Linked DNA regions of Mus musculus: region 1 is linked to region 2. A link is a loop called in an ENCODE intact Hi-C map of the cell type or tissue named here. Cell type or tissue: gastrocnemius. All regions are shown on one strand. Links, peaks and the distances in the headings refer to the core of each region. The heading gives the core; the rest is flanking DNA.

Region 1 (8,453 bases), core at 149-8,148, 99 kb after region 2:
CTACCCCCAAAATAAATGCAATTTTAAAATATTTTTTAAAAAGCATGCCACCTGGGCTGAGGTATGCCTCAGAGATAGTGAGTGCTTACCTAGAATCTCCCAGTGAGGGAGGGGCTGTGGGTGTGGCTCAGTGGTAGAGCCCCTGCCTAGAATCCCCCAGTAAAGGGCTAGGGTCGTGGCTCAGTAGTAGAGCCCCTGCCTAGAATCCCTCAGTGAGGGGCTGAGGGGATGGCTCAGTGGTAGAGCCGCTGCCTCGAATGCCCCAGTGAGGGATATGGAACTACTTTCCCAGCTTGCCCAGTTTCCATTCCCAGCACCACAAAACAAACACCACAAACAAATAAAAAAAAAAGGCCCCCAAAACACAAACCTAGAAAACGACCCACATTCCATCTATAGCCATGATCAACATCAGCACATACTATATCACATACCTCTACACTTATAATATGCACAAGCACCAGCCCCATACACCTTGTAGATATTTCTAATAACACCAACACTATTGTGGCAGTCATTTTGGTCGACGTCCCTCCCATTTCATCAGTAGCAACATAACCACCATTTCTCCTCCAACAGTTACCAGGGACAGACCATCATCCCCTACAGACCATCATCCACACCAGCGACACCAGGCTACCAGCAGGACCTCAACCTTGTCCTACAGTCACCCGCTCTGCCATCTGATCCAGCCTCGACATCCCCTACTGTCACATGGTCAATGCATAAGTGGTGTCCCAGTAATTTGACATGTTTGCTGCTGCTGACCTCTCTGTACACTGCCTTCCTGGAGTGGCCCTGCGTCAGGAAAATGGAGTCTGGTCCTTTGTTGAATCTTGGTTTTCTGGGCTAGAACTGAAACCTGGGGTCTCACACATGCTAGGCAAGCACCTTCTCCTGAGATACACTTCTAGTCTTTTAGTTTATTTTATTTCTTATTCTTTATGAGACAGGGCCCAAACAGGCCTTGAATTAGCCATCCTCCTTCCTCGATCTCCTGAAAAAGCTGGGATTGCAGGCCTGAGTACCAGGCCCAGCTTTCTTTCCAACTCTTGAAATACACAGAGGTGAGATTTACTTCTGACCTGAGCTGCCCACACTGCAGACTTCCTCCTAGGAGCCTACCATTGTCCAGGTGGCTCCATCTGCAAACCACCTCCCTCCTTCCCATTCCTCCGAGAGTCACAGAGAGGCTCTCCCATACCTCCAAGCCCACCCTTCCCAACCTCTGGCTATACTCACAGGTACTGCAGGTAGGACAGGCCGATGAAGGCATCACCCTCAATTACAGAGAAGGTATTGGATGTGAAGAGGCTGGGGAAGGGCAGGGCAGTGTTGTCAGAGTTGCAGACCTGTATCTTACTGTACCCTTAGTCCCATCCAACCCAAAGACACACATACAAGCGTGGAGCTATCTGAACTGACACACATGATGCACACACGTCCTCACAGGTGTCTGAAAAGCCCCATGCATATATGTGTGGGAACACACACACATACATGAGCACACACACATCCCACATACGTGCACACACCCCACACACATGTATGCATACGCACCACACACATGAGTGCACGCATATACACACATGTGCACACACACATGCATGAGCACAACACACCCCAAAATACATGCAACACACACCATACACATGCACGCACGTGTACACACACACACAAGTGCATGCATGCACACAGCCTCCCATCCCCAGGCAAGAAAACCTATTCTCTTAAGCAGTGTGTTGTGAGCCCAGCCAGGCCACACTCACAGCAGGTGCAATGACGGCATCTTTAAGAAGCTGCCAGCCTTCAGCCGGGAGACCCCCATCCTGACGAGAGAGCTGGGGACACGATCAGAGATTAGTGAGCAGAAAAAAAAAAACATTCCAATTCTCCTCTCTCAAATCAGAGGCCTTGGCTGCTCTGGAGGCCTTGGCCTGCCATGTTGGCCTGGGGTGTCTCCTATTCCCCCCTACACATGTGGCCAAGGTCCCTGGCAGCATCCAGCCCCTGGATAAGTGCTGCCACTGCTCCCCCTTGCCTTCGGGAACCCCCCCCCCAACCTGCACCTTTCCAAATCTTTCAGACAGGCTGGAATTCTTTGGTGTCCAAGATTCTGAGAGACCTTGGCACCCCACCCCAAATCCTGGAGTCTCAGGTCTCCTCCCTCCCTTTCGGCCCACATAGGGCCTGGCACTCACAGTGACAGGAGCGTGGTGGAGAAGCTCTCAGGCAGCTCGGGGGAGCCCTCACACAGGGTGTTCTCCTTGGAGCAGGAGCAGTGTGGAGGGCACTTTCCTTTGGGGGGACTCCAGGCCACTCCTGCCCCAGCCCAAGCCAACAGGAACAACAAGATGCCCGCCCCTCCCATGCCCCTGCCCCAGCCCAGGCTCCCTCTGTCCCCACACTGCCAGACCCAAATCACTACATCTCCGTGGGATGCCTCTCGATCTTGCTACTGACCAGGCTGTCCTGTGGCTGGCTGGCCTTGTTCCCTCCTCCAGCCTGTGCCTCTCTTCCTGTATCTGGAGTGTGCGATTTTCTATCAATATCTTTCTCTCCCTATCTTTCTATTATTCTATTTCCCATCCTCTGTGATCTCTGCCTTTCTGTCTTTGTCTCTCTGGTTTGACCTTTAGGTCTCTGGGGTGTGTGTGTGTGTGTGTGTGTGTGTGTGTGATGGTCTGTCTGTCTGACTGTCCTAACTCTCACTTCCCTTCCCTGTTTCAAGTTTCCAGTACTTTCTGGGTGTCCTCCCACACTGATCTCACTTGCTGTGGCCTGGGATGTGCCTAGCAGAAGGGTAGGAAGGAGGAGGTCAGAGGCCATCAGAAGAAAAGGCCCAGGAAAAGAATTGAATGGCCTTTGAGGGGGCGGGGCTGCCAAGGCTGCCACCCTAGGCACTTCCAACCAACCCCCTCATCAGAGTCCCCACTCAACCCCAGTTGGGGAGAGTGGGAAGGATGTCCCCAGGGTGGAGACCAGATGGCTCTGCAGACTGCAGATGGGAGGGCTAAGAGGAGAAGCCACTGGGGGATGGGGGATATCCTAGCTGTTCCTGGCCAGCCCCTTCTCTTGGAGGGTGTGGTCCACCCACTCACCAAAGCACCACCAGGCCAGCACCAGGCCAGCTGCTCCCCCTGGTGGTCACCATCGGTAGGACAGCTGCCCTGCCCCAAAGCCAGACCTCCTCCAGAAGATCCCTTGTAATTAACTCTATGAAATCCAAGACTGGATACAAACACTAATGCCACCTCTCTCTTCCACATCAAATCTATCGAGCTTCGTCCTAAAGCTTCAATGTCGTTCTCATGACTAACTTACAGCCCCAGGACGTTGGCTCAGGGCCCCTCCGTATTGTTCTGTGTCCTCTCCTTGGAGGTTGGAATTCAAGGATTTGTGGATAACTGGGTGTTTTCATCCTTTTAGAAACTAAGACAGATTCCCTCTGTCTGGTTTTTTATGTTTTTTTTTCTTTTCTTTTTTTTTTTGTTTTTTGTTGTTGTTGTTTTTTTTTTTTTTTTGGTTTGTTTGTTTGTTTGTTTTTTCAAGACAAGGTTTCTCTGTATAACCCTGGCTGTCCTGGAACTCACTTTGTAGACCAGGCTGGCCTCGAACTCAGAAATCCGCCTGCCTCTACCTCCCGAGTGCTGGGATTAAAGGCATGCACCACCATAGCCCGGTCAGTTTCCCTCTGTTAAACAAGAAAAATTTGTAACTCACACATAACTCACCTAACATCCTGGTCCTTCCCATGCCCCTGTGTTTGTTTGTTTGTTTGTTTGCTTGTTTGTTTTTTATTGTTCTTTTTCTTGCTTGTTTGCTTTTGAGATTGGTCCGTGATTCATTTTGTAGCCCAAGCAGCCCTCAAGCTCAAGGTTCTCCTAGCTTAGCCTCGTAAGTGCTGGATGACATGCCACCACATTCGACTGTGTGCCAGGTTTTCTGTGTGTTAGCCCACTGATGTCACAACAACCTTGTGAGGTGGGGTGTTGCCATCCCTGATTTACAATCCTGGCTCCTAAAATGGGGCAAACTGAGGCATGAGACACATGATCAGCTTCATAGGGCCTGTCGGTTCTAGCTCAGTAGGAGCGGCAGCTTCATTGCCTGGAGTTAAAAGGCTGAGGAACAGGTAGCCTCTTGCCATTGAAGTGCTGTCGGAGGACAGCAGCCAAACAGATCTGGGGTCCTGCCCTGTCCTGTGTTGCCTCAGTAGAGTTACTTAGTCTCTCTGGTCCTCAGTTTCCCCATTTGTCAGTGGGATAATTCATACTATTCATCCATCCCCAGACTGAAGAGAGGACTCAGTGAGGGAACAAAACAGCTTTGAGGATCAGTCAGGTTTGGGGCCAACTTTTTTTTAGGCAGGATTTCATGTAACTCAGGCTGGCCTTGAGCTTGGTACATAGTCAAGGGTGACCTTGATCTCCTGACCCTCCTGCCTCCTCCTCTGTGATATCACTGCCAGGTTCTGTGATGCGGAGGACCAAGCTCAGGACTCCAGGGGTGCTAAGTAAGCACTCTGCAAACTGAGCCACATCTCCAGCCATACACAGGGACACGGATTGAGGTTCAGAGCGGGGATGGCAGCTGTAGTCCCAGTCGTCAGCCGATGAGGCAGGAAAGGTCACAAGTCAGAGACAGACTCAGTTACATAGTGTGTTTGAAGCCAACGACAGGGTGCAGAATAACAGCCTGTCTCCAAACAAACAGGAGAGAACAATTAGAGAGCTTTCTGCTAGGGCCACAAAGGGGCCAGTGACAGGCCTGACCCATTCCAGCAGCACCTCACTCCAGTTTGCCATGAGAAAGATGAAGTGGAAACCTGGAACTTTGTAAATGCAAACAGAAGTTTACTGTGCACCAACCAGGGTTCTTGCTGCTTCGCACGGATTGTTCTAGATAATCACACCACTTCCCTCTGTGGCAAATACTTTCCATTTTACAGAAGGAACAACTGAGGCACAGAGAGGCTAAGTCATCAGCCTAGCGTCACACAGCAATAAAGCATTGTGCTGTCACACCCTGGGGGCAGTAAGCTCTTCAGAGTCACTCTGGCTGGACTGGTCTGGAATTAGCTAACTGCCTGTCTCGCCTCCCTGGCTCTGTGTAAACTCCAGGGTTATCTTTAACCAGGGATACTGGGACACAGGGATCTCTGAGACTAGTGACAGGGTCTGTAGAGCAGGGTCTGGGCTGCTGTTTGCTTGCTTAAGACTGGGGACATTTGGTTGACCAGTCAGATGTCTTAAGGAAAATCAGTTCTGGCTACCTAGACCTCAGTTTACCAATCTCTAAAATGGAGATGACAAGAAAATGTCAAGTTCATGGACCTCTGAGCCTGGCCAGGAGTTGTAGATACGGTATTAGCAGCTTCTCCATTTTGTAGTCCAGGACAGGAGAAGGGATAGTGAGGTATCAAGATCAGTCCAAGGTCACATAACAAGAACCTTGAACCCATGCTTGGCCCCTGGTTTCTCTGTCTCTAAAGCCTTTGGAGTGGTCTGGCCTGGGAGAACATCGGAAGTGATTCCCCACGGTGTTGACACGGCTATCTGAGCTAAGGGCATGGGGGTTTCAAGATGAAATGTAAGTCTGTGGCCTTTGAGGGTATGGTCCTCTGTCTGTGACAGTATAGACAGCTTTTTACTGTGTGCCAGTTTACTGGTGACCCATGCACGGGGTATGTATACAGTGTGTGCACTGCAGACAGCCATGTGGAAGAGGAGCCGCCACGGTCAATTTGTTGTTGTGCTTGTGTTCCTATGTGCTCAGCTGTGTGTTCAAGCTCACAGCCCTCACCTCCTGTGGTGTGGGAATGGGAGGACTGGGTGAGTCTGTCGTTGATGTGTTCCTGCGGCCTGTGTGTGATAGTATCTCACTGTGTGTCATTGCAGACAGAAGCACGGCAATGTAATTTTTTCCTTCTTTTTTTCTTTCTTTCTTTCTTTTTTTTTTTTTTTTTAAAAGAAGGGTTGTATATCTCTCTATGTAGCTCAGGCTGGCCTCAGACTTACTCTACAGGCCAGGCCGACCTTGAACTCTCTATCCTTCTGCTTCTGGTTCCCGAGTCTTGTTACAGCCCAACTATATCACTGCACAGATAGCCTGTGTGTGTGTGTGTGTGTGTGTGTGTGTGTGTGTGTGTGTGTGTGTGTTACTCCTGGTGACTTTGAGTCAGCACAACATACATGCAAAATAAAAGCACCACACATTTAAAATCAAAGAAACAAAACAAAACAACACTCTAGTTATCAAAGGCTGGCAGAACACTGGGTCAGAGGTCAGTGGCCTCGAAAGTACTTAGGCTGTGTGACCTTAGTCCCCAGATGGGCTGATTCCCAGGAAACCTAGCAGAAAACACACTCTGACCCTGGTCTGGCGCTCACGCTCTCTCTCTCTCTCTCTCTCTCTCTCTCTCTTGTGCTCTCTCTCTCTCTCTCTCTCTCTCTTGCGCTCTCTCTCTCTCTCTCTCTCTCTCTCTCTCTCTCTCTCTCTCTGTGTGTGTGTGTGTGTGTGTGTGTGTGTGTGTGTGTGTGTGTCCTCTCATAGTCCAGTCCACACGCAATCACATGCTGCTCCTGGGACTGTGCTGAGAGAGTTAACCTAGCTAGCGGGCCAGGGCAGTCTGGGCTGGGGGCCGCCCCCTGGCCCCCCTCCAGCCTGGGCTCCAGTTTCAGTTGCTCGTTGGGGAGGGCAAGAGTGGGGTGTGGCCAGGAGGGGAGCCTGCGGGGGTGGAGCATCCAGTTCTGGGCCAGGGGGTCCAAAGTGCTTAGCTCCTAGGGTGCACAGCTGGACATTTGGGGGTCTTCTGTCAACAGGGGACAGCGTGAATGGGGTGAGCGTCCCCCAGCCCTCCCTCCGGGCCCCTCAGCTCCCCTAGCTGGGAGGCCTATTTTGGGAACAAGAGTGGCCAGCCTGTGGCTTCTCAGGCAGGCCTGACCCAAGAGGGAGGAGAGAGTGTGGGGACAGGGGTTGCACAGGGGCGGGAGAGTTAGAGACTCCTCCCTTTTTCAGCGGCCACTGCGAGACCCCTGGCAGGGGGTGAGGCTCAGATACTCATTTGTATAGGTCTGTTTCTGTCTCTGTTTGGGGGGCACAGAAGGCCCAGAGCGAGAGAATGTGCTTATGTCTAAACCCTGCGCTCTCTAATCAACAGTTTGGGGAGAGGGTGTTGTTTGCTCCTGTTCCAGCTACACCCACTCTGTGTGTGTGTGTGTACCTGTACATAAATGTGTCTGTGCCCGTATGTGTGTCCCTGAAACAACATCTGACTTCTCTCAGGCATGGGCCGCCTGTCACTCACTGGCCTAAAGTCTTGTTGTGAAAGATGTCACCCAGAGGTGGACAAAGAGAGGGATGTTCCCCCTTTTCTCACAGCTTCAAGAAAAGGAGATGGGGTGGCCTGTAGGGATGTGGCTCCTGGCTGGGCCTCACCCCAGCAGTGTTATACAGGACCCCCTGAGTCTTTGGGGGGGGAGCTGTTGCCATGGTGGCCCGTGTGCAGCAAATTCCTCCCGGGTGAAGTGGGAGATATTTATACCCAGGGTCAGGGAGAGAGCGGGCAGGCGGCCGAGGGCAGGAGAGCTGGGACGGCCTGGGTACAGAGAGACCACTGGTTGAGGTGTGTAGGGGCAGGTGGGGCTGGGCATGTCCTGCTGTATGTCGCCTAGTGTTCCCACCTATGTCCAGAGGCAGCTTGCTTCCCTTACAAGGGTAGGTTTTGAGACTCTGGGACCAGCTAACGGATGGGAGTAGCCTGTGGGAGCCACCCCATCCCCCCAGGACTCTGCCTCTCCCCATCTGTCTTGCTGCTGTGTATGCTGTGGTCTCCTGGTCCCTATTATTGAGTTGTTTTAGGGACATGGTTTTGGGTGAAGCAAGGGAGCCATTCAACTTGAATGGCTGACACTTAAGTCCTTAGGCCGTCCTTGACTTAACCCCACGGGTTCAGATCCTCTTTAGGAGGGAAAGAGAGCAGGGCAGAGGACATTTCTTGACCCTGGCTGACTCCCTAGGGCAATGGCATCTCCCGGCCACATCCTGGCTCTGTGTGTGTGTCTCCTCTCCATGGCCAGTGCAGGTGAGTCCAAAGGAGGTGCTCAGCATCTCAGCCATGTGGGTGGCAGAGGTAGGGAAAAGCCCCCCAAGAAAACCCAGTGAGAGACCCCAAACTAGACACTATGTAACAGGAAATCAGGGGTCTCCTAGGCAACAGCGGGGGTGGATGGAAGGTGGATTCCCGGGGTGACGGAAACATGAACAATCTGCAAGATATCAGGGTGCCGGACCAGTGCTGGAGGTTCCAGGACGCAGAGCAGGCTGGCAGCCTGCCAGTGGCTCAGTAGCACCTAAACTCCCAGTCCAAGAAGATCAGTGGTGCCCCTGAAGGGCTCCCTTATACTTTCCCCTGTTACAGACCCCAGGAGCTACTCTAACGCTGCTCTTTA
Region 2 (8,453 bases), core at 276-8,275:
TATAGTGGCTGATGTCTATCTGCAATCTCAAACCCTTCAGGGGTTGAGGGCAGGAGAATAACCAGTTCAAGGCCAGCCTGGCTGTATAGCAAGAACTCCTTCTTAAAAATGAAAACAACTCTGCACTTTCCCAAGCAATAAGAATGCAACAGGGTCTGGTCAAAACCACACACATTCGCAACAGAAGTCTTTCACATAACAGAGAATGTTGGTGAGGCGTAGCAGAGTGTCAAGACACCGTGCGTGGGAGGACTCAGGAAAAGATAAGAAAACCAAACCAAAGAACCACAGTTGGCTGGAAACATAAATCTTGCTGTACCAGAGGTGTGTGTGTGACCACTCTGCTACAACTTCCTGTATTTATCAGAAATACACAAGCCTGCATGGCCCAGGCCCCACACGGAGTAGAGATGGCCCCACACAGAATGGTGATGGCTGACTGTGGATGCTAACTGCTCATCCATCTTCATGTTGGGAATCCTAGGAAGGACACAGACTCTTCAGTCCCATCTCATCTGGGGCTCTGGTGGGCAGTCTCATGACCCTGTCTCTCCCCTGAATGTGGAAAGGAAGACTCAGTATAAAGGCAACACTATCATTTACAACAGAAATGACCCCCAAAGGTCTAGTACTCAAAACCCACTTCACAGCTGATGTTATTAGGAAGGGACAGGGCTAGTAGCAGGAAGTTATGTCATTGACACAATGGAGAAGAGACCTAGACTGGACCCCAAGGTAATCAGCTTCCCCATGGACCTCCCCCACAAAATGTTGGCTCAACACAGGCCAAAGCAGTGAAGATGATGGTTCATAGACAGAAACCTCCCAGCAATTTTTACAGATTATCACTTGGGGTGTTCATGACAGTAACAGGAAACTGATTAACAGAGAGGCTATTATTCAGTCCACAGAGCTTAGATATTGGAAAAACAGGGCTGTTCCCTATTTTCCTGCTGTGTCTGAGATTTTATTTCTATTCATATATGCTTAGTCTCTTAAAATAGTTATTTAGTTTATGCATATGAGTGTTTGCCTATATGTATGTATGTATATATGTATGTATGTATGTATATGTGTATATGTGTATATGTGTATATATGTATGTATGTGTACCATGTCCCCAAGGAGGGCAGAGGGGGACACAGGATCTGAGGGAACTGGAGTTACAGGCAGTGGTGAGCTGCCATGTGGGTGCTGGGAATCAAACCAGGTCCTCTGTGAGAAGAGCCAGGGCTCTTAACCACTGAGCCCCACATATGTGCTGTCTTGGTCAGAGTACTATTGTGAGAAGACACCATGAGCAAGGCAACTCTTAAGAAAGAAAGCATTCAACTGGAACTGGCTTACAGTTTCAGAGGTTTAGTCCATTAGCATCGTGATGGGGAGCATGGAAGAGCACAAGGTTACTAGAGCAGTAGCTGAGAGCTACCTCCTCATCCTGATCCACAGTCAGAGAGAAAGAGACAGACAGACAGACAGACAGACAGACAGACAGACAGGAAGAGAGACATGCAGACATAGAGAGCAAAAGAGAGACAAAAACAGACACACACAGAGACAGACAGACAGACACAGAGAGAAAGAGGCAGACACAGAGAGACAGACAAACAGACAGGGAGACAGGGAGAGAATGCACCATAAGTCAGGCATGGGCTTTTGAAACCTCAAAGCCCACCCCCAGTGACACACTTTCCCCAACAAGGCCACACCTCCTAATCCCTCTCAAGAAGTCCCACTCCCTGGAGTACAAACATCCATATATGAGCCTATGGGGCCCATTTTCATTCAAACCACTACATGTGCTTCTCCAGTTTCCAAGGTCATTACATTCAAAGATTTAGAAAAAAACTCAAAACTGTCTTTAGGCTTCTCTCTCTCTGTGTTTCTCTCTCTGTGTGTGTTTCTCTCTCTCTCTCTCTCTCTCTCTCTCTCTCTCTCTCTCTCTCTCTCTCTCTCTCTCTCTCTCTCTGTTTTTCTCTCTCTCTTGTCCCAACTGTGACTGAAGTTTACACTAACTGTAAAGCCAGCTCTCCCAAAATGTCCATAGACTGTGCTAACGTTTATAACCCCAGGCTAGGATGGCATGTGCATTCTGGGAACTGATGTGCCAGGCCCAAGGTGAGGGACAGTGTGACAGCTACCCAGGACAACATGATCATTCTGTAATCACCATAGACTCCCAGGGTGACCATTTCTCACCGGGTGCCCATTGGACTGACCATCCCTTCAGAGTTTTTGTGGTGCCTCTAATGAGCTTTTCTCCACAGACCTCTCAGTATTTTGCTATAAAACATGTTTTCCTTTAGTGTGCTTATGTGTAAATGTGTGTGTGTGTGCGTGCGTGTGCTTCTGCATATGAGTGTAGGTCACAGAACAACCTTGGGTGCTGGTCATTCATTTCCTTCCACTTTGAGACAGGTTCCTTCTTCTGTTGTTTGTCCCTCAGAGCTGGCTGGCCCCGCTGGTTTCTGTGGATTTTCCTGTCTCTGTCTTCTACCTGACCACAGCAATACTTAAGAGTACAGACACATGACACAATGCCCTATTTTACAAGAGGTCTGGTGATACAAACGCAGTTCCTCACATTTGCAAAGCAAACGTTTGACCCACTGAGAGGTCCCCAGCCTTTCTCTGTAAAACATTCTTACCTCACTTCTTCACTGGCTCTTCATTAAAGCAAAGGCTGAGCCTCCTCACTACAAGTTAACAGGCCAAGACCATGCATGTATGAGGGACACTGACCCCATGGGGCAGTGGTTCTCTGTCTTCCCAATTCTGCAACCTTTTAATACAGCTCCTCGTGTGGTGGGAACTCCAACCACAAAATTGTTTCATTGCTACTTCATAACTGTGATTTTGCACTGCTATGAATATTTCTAAATAGAAAACTGTGTTCTATTCCAGTAGCAGGATGAAGTGTTATGCAGACTTGCTCTATCCTACACGGGATGTGAACCACAACTTTGCCCTGAGAATCCACGCAGTATATGTTATCCACCCAGATGGCACTACAGAATTTATTTGTGTTTTATATATGTCTTCTACACAGAGCCCGGAGGTGATTTTAACTAACGTATTTAATAATTTCATGTACGATGCAAAGTTTGTATGCACCAAACCATCGGACTTGTGACATGATTTTAGAGGTCTGGGATTTCAGATTTTCACATTAGGGAAAGGCCTGTGTCAGAAAGGAGGCTGAACAGAGCAGAACAGTCAGCTTTCCACCATTAATTTTTTTCACTCTTTTAGAACTTAAGTTGACTCTTAAGTTCCTTGATGTAAGAGGAAAAGATGGCATCATTTAATGCCAAGACTGAGTATGGGTTTGATGTAATTGAAGTATTCTTACAGCTCTGGGCTTTAGAGCAGCTCAACAGGTCCAGCCCAACCACTCTGGATCAGGTTTAGGAGATGAGGCAGGGGTGGCTGGCAATGAGTAGATCTCTTACTTACATAGGCACAGCATTCCAAATCCACTCATCACAGTAAAAAAAAAAACCAAAAACAAAACAAAACAGAAACAAAAACAAATACAAATGCACTGTCTATGGACATGGAAAAATTAATGCATAAGCTGTCATCCATTCCTACAGTGGAAATTGTATACTGGGTAAGATAGAAGAAGTATAGCTAACCTCAGACATATGGGGGAATCTTATAAGTACCCTGGTTCTTCTTGTCTGTGGCTTCACGTTATAGGCTTCCAATGAATGATCCCTATTCTGTAGTGATCTAAAAATGTTAAATGGAAAATTCTAGAAATGATTAGTCCATAAACTGTAACTCGTGTTACCCCCTTAAGTAGGAGTGAACGTTTGTGAGGTTCTGGTCTGTCCTACCCAGGATGTGGAACACAGCTTTGTCCAATGTATCCAGGAAGTGTGTGTTAGCCATCACTTTGAAGCATCCCCCAAAGTTAAGAGGCACTACTGTATTTGCTGAATAAGAAAAAAAAAAAAAAAGTCTTAGAAAATAACACATGGTAGGGCCGAATTTTATAACACTCAAGAGTAAGAACAACTGAAATGCATTGTTTGGCTGCAGACAGCGACGTGGGGAAATTAATAGAGGAAGAACCAAGTGGTGAGTTCCAAATGGAAAGTCCTGGAGGCTTCTAGAAGCGCGGCAGAGTGGGATGGGGTGTGGCCTAAGGCAGCCTGGTATTCCTTTTCTGGCTGCTGTGACCGGGACAGAAACACTTAAAGAAAGAACAGGATCTCAGAGGATCGAAGCCATGGCCTCTTGGCCCCTGTGTGCACGGATAGAAAATCATGCTGGTGGGAGGGTGTGATAGGGGGAATCTTCTCCCTTCACGGGGGTACAGGAAGCAGGGTGAAAGAGACACAGAAAGGGGTCAGGGCCAAGATATACTCAAGGGTGCCCCCCCCCCCAGGAACCCTTCTTCCATTGGGTAAGTCTAATTTCTCAAAGTTGCCAGAGCTTCCCAAAGACCACTACCAGAGGGCAACCCAGCATTCCCAAGGTGTGCCTGTAGGGGGCATTGCTTTGTTACTTTTCTGTTGCTGAGCTAAAATATGAGCAAAAGGAACTTAAGGAAGAAAGGGTTTATTCTGGCATATGGTTCCAGTGGTACAGAATCCATCATGGTGGGAAAGGCCCGGCAATAGGCAGGACACGGTACCAGAAGCAAGGAAGCTGACGGGTAACATTCCCACCCACACACAGGAAGGAGAGAGAAACAGGGGGAAATGGGGGGCGGGGAAAGGAAGTGACAAGAAGCTAGAAACCCACAAAGTCTGCCCCAGTGATGTCCTTCCTTCAGCAAGGCTCCACCTCCTAAAAGTTCCACAACCTCCCCAGACAACGCCACCAGCTGGCGACCAAGTATTCCAGGACCACAACCTATGCGGGCGATTCGCACTCGGTGGAGCCATTCACAAGGGCACTCATAAATATTGGCGGGGGGGGGGGGGGGGCGGGGCGGGGTAGCACCTCGTTTACTCTGTGTGGAATGCTGGTGTGGGACAGAGATGTGCACAAGAGTGAGAAGATGAGGGGAGGGTTCTGACCGTCGGGGTGGTCTCTGAACTTGAAGCGGCAGCTCTGGGAAGCAGAGAGCAGAAGCTACACTGCAGGCCAGCACAAGCAGCAGACCATCAGAGGTTTGAACAAGCAGAGTGAAGGAGAAAGGGCAGAGAAGGAAGCCTTCTCTAGGTGCCCTCGGTAGTAGGAACACCTCCCCCTCCCCCACTCTATACTTTCTTCCAGGAACAGCTGGCCCCAGGGTAACAGGACTCCACTCAGACTAGCTGTTCCGGCCTGAAGGTCATGAGTCTCTGGCCCAGCCCAACGCAGGGAGAAAAGGAAGGGCCAGACTTTCTCTTGTACTAGAGGTCTGAATCCTGTAAGACTGAAGGAAGAACTCACAAGGTAGGGATCCTGGGTCTCCAGAGTGCTGGCAAGGTCCAAGCCAGGCCTGAGAGTCAGGGTCTTCTTTAAACCAAAGTCACCCTTCCCTGGTCCCCAGTGAGCTGGATTGCAGAAGCCTTTGCTGTCTTCTGCTGTGAGGAGACACAAGCTCTGGGCTGGCATTGCCAGCCCTACTGTTAAGTGGTGTCAAGAGTAGGGGCCTGCTTCCTCCTGCCTGTGTAAGACACCTTCCCTTTGTGTGTTTTGGTTGAGGCATTGAGAAAAACACCAAAGGGAAGTCCTAAGTCTGCCTTTCTCTGTCCCAGCTTAGCTAGCTATGCTGGAAGCCCAGTGCGGGCTGGATCTTTTCCTGGCCCTGGTGTGTACAGAGAGCATGCTGTCTGGGCCTTACAGCCACAGAGAATGCTCAGGGAAGACACCCATCCTGGGGACACCAACAGATGTTTACCAAGCTGTTTGTGAGCTCTGAGCTGAGCTCTATGCGGCTGGACGCTCAGCACTGGCTGTTTGTTCTGGAATATTCTATCTCTATAGGGCCTTTAGTATGACGAGAGAGAAACAGAATCTCAGAGTCATGAGGGTATCATGTCAGCAGCAGTGGGAATATCACTCAAACCTCTGCAATGCCCCCTACCCCAAACTGTACTTGGACAGGGCTCTCTGATTTGCATCTCCTTTCTCTCCCTTAGGGGCCACACTGCTGTCCAAGTTCTTCCTCATGGCTGACCTTCTCCCTCTGCTGCCCTGGGCTCCCCAGGGGGCCCAGGATGGGAACCAGGACTCGGCAGGATCTCCAACTGAGCAACAGACACAGACTGACAAAGTCCAGGACCTCTCCCCTAAATCCTGGAGGCTCTTGGGGGTGCCTACTATTCACATAACTCCATCCAGTGATGGAGAGTCACCTCCAGGCACCCCCACTACACCACGATTTCAGACCTTGGACCTGGAGTGTCTGCCGCAGGACAGGTCAGTCTTGGGAATGGAATGGGAGGTGTTGTTTGTATTGCCTCAGCTCGAGTGTGGGCTCCTTTTGGTTAACGTGCTGAAGCTCAATTAGAGTCTAGCCTGAGCCCATGAGACCTGATTCGAGGCCATGAAATAGATGTGTATATTAGTTATGGTTTTTTACGTGTAACCAAATACCTGACAAGAAGGCATTACAGAGGGGTTTGTTTGGGTTCATGATTTAAAGGTATCATTCATCATGATAAGGAAGGTACAGTACTAAGGGAGTCTTGAGGCTGTGGCAGCAAGAGCAGATGGCTTCAGGTCCTCGCATCTCTGAGGACCGTGAAACAGCGAGATGGGCACACCAGCCTATGCTCTTTTTCTCTTTTTCTCCTCTTGTATTCAGTCTGGGACCCCAGCTCAGGACTATGTGGCACACATTCAGGGCTACTCCCCCCCCCCCCCCCACACACACACACTCTGGAAATGCACTCCCAGACACACTCAAAGCTGTGCCCTGAAAGGCTCTAGTTGCATCAGTCCACTGAAGTCAGCAAAATTAAGTCAGCACAAGCCACAAATAAAGGCCCAGAATGTGCTTCGGGACCAGTGACTGTGGGCCCAACTGAATGCTGTTGGCAAGAAGGCTCCCAGCACAGGCTGAATGTAGGTGAGGCCTGGATGATACTAGGAAGCAAAGGTGGCAGACTGTAACCAGAATTTGGTTTCCAAATGGAAATAGGCTGACGTGCGAAACAGCCTAAGGTAATGGCTCAGAGCTTAAGAACAAGTGCTCCTCTTGCAGAGAAACGAAATTAGGTTCCCAGCACCCACATCAGGCAGCTCGCAGCCACTTAGAACTCCAGCTCCAGGGCATCAGATACCTTCTTCTGGTTTCCATCATATGCAACATCTTCATTCCCCCCCCCCCCACACACACACACACATACACTAATCAAAAACATCAAAACATCTTTTTTAAAAATAATTTTAAAAATTAAAAATAATACCAAGGACAAGACAAAGTGAGGGCAAGTGTGGTTTCCTGCATCTCTAGTGGCAAGACATATTTGTAAGCCATCACAAGAGCTATTTCCTGTTGTGGCTCACAGGTGGGTGTAAAACATTCAAACAAAACTTCTTCAAAGAAAACCAACTTCTAGCCCAGGGAGACTGAAAACAAGAGGTTCAAGGACAAAGTATCAGCAAAGGAAAGAACCCGACAGACTGACCTTAAATAGAAAGAACTGTGTGCTGGGGTTTCTCCCCAGCTATGGATGCTGAGAAGGACCAAATGTTTAGGAAGCACAGCTCTGCCAGCACCAAAAAAGTCTCAGAAACAAGGATGATCAAGTGGGAGAGTCAAACTGTAGAAGGATACAATGGGAACTAGTTGTATCTTTCAACGATACTGAATACTGAGGCTGGCTTGTTGACTCCTGTGTTGTAGCAAAACCGCACAGGAGTGATCCACACAGACTTCAGGGCAATAGACAGGCAGAGACAAGAGGAGTAGGCACTTGGGCCTTTGGTGGTAAACGTTATAGTTTATCTGTTTTTAAAGGTGTATTTTTTAAATGCATCCTCATGAGCACCTGTGCACGTGCATGTGAGTGCCTGCAGAGGCCAGAGGAGGATACTGGATCCCCTGGCGCTGGAGGAAATGCTTACTGGGAACCTAACTCAGGTCCGTGGCCAAAGCAGAACAGTCCTTAAGCACCAAGCCAGCTCTTCAGCCCTGTTTGGTTTTTGAGACAGGCTCATGCTTTATTGTCTAGGCTCAGACTCATGGTCCTCCAGCTTCAGCCTCCAGAGGGCTGGAACAACAGGGTGTAACACCACGTGGGACTTAACACTAAGGGACTTAGTTAGCCCTTCCCCTCCCTCCTCTCTCTCCTCCTCTCTCTTTCTCTTTCTCTCTCCTTCCTTCCTTCCTTCCTTCTAGACTGTTTCCTGCATTACCTTGGCAAGTCCAAACTCTCTTTGTAGACCAAGCGGGACTAAAACTCACAGCAATCCTCCTGCCTCTGCCTCCCAAAGTCCTCTAATACCACATAAGCTTAACAGCTTAATTCATCTAAAACAAACAAACAAACAAAAATCCAACT

The links. Hi-C counts contacts between places; a loop is a spot of excess contacts. Peaks named below come from ENCODE experiments on the same cell type or tissue, not always from the same donor. Only the 100,000 strongest peaks of a DNase experiment are listed, where the experiment ranks them.
Region 1: it touches region 2 in a loop (2.4-fold over the local background); 3 of 42 quality-filtered maps call a loop at or near these places.

Annotation. Positions count from the first base shown.
Region 1 is chr7:31,053,939-31,062,391 of GRCm38, reverse strand. Fxyd1 (FXYD domain-containing ion transport regulator 1) reads left to right here and starts at 6,736. Exons shown (of 8, transcript NM_019503.4): 1 at 6,736-6,841; 2 at 8,022-8,086. The coding sequence starts at 6,837. It overlaps Lgi4 (leucine-rich repeat LGI family, member 4), which reads right to left and starts at 2,457. Exons shown (of 9, transcript NM_144556.2): 1 at 2,202-2,457; 2 at 1,770-1,841; 3 at 1,243-1,314. The coding sequence starts at 2,371. Gm38984 (a long non-coding RNA gene) reads right to left here. Exons shown (of 3, transcript XR_881944.2): 3 at 4,678-4,698. In gastrocnemius, for the core only: a CTCF peak has its summit at 3,149 (motif pointing left); DNase peaks (open chromatin) are centred at 1,833, 2,188, 3,101 and 6,700; H3K4me3 peaks cover 4,023 bases; H3K27ac peaks cover 7,339 bases.
Region 2 is chr7:31,152,777-31,161,229 of GRCm38, reverse strand. It overlaps a transcript of Gramd1a not described here. Among named protein-coding and RNA genes, the nearest start is that of Gm10640, 5.4 kb to the left of the region's middle. In gastrocnemius, for the core only: a CTCF peak has its summit at 4,488 (motif pointing right); a DNase peak (open chromatin) is centred at 4,496; H3K4me3 peaks cover 3,643 bases; H3K27ac peaks cover 4,264 bases.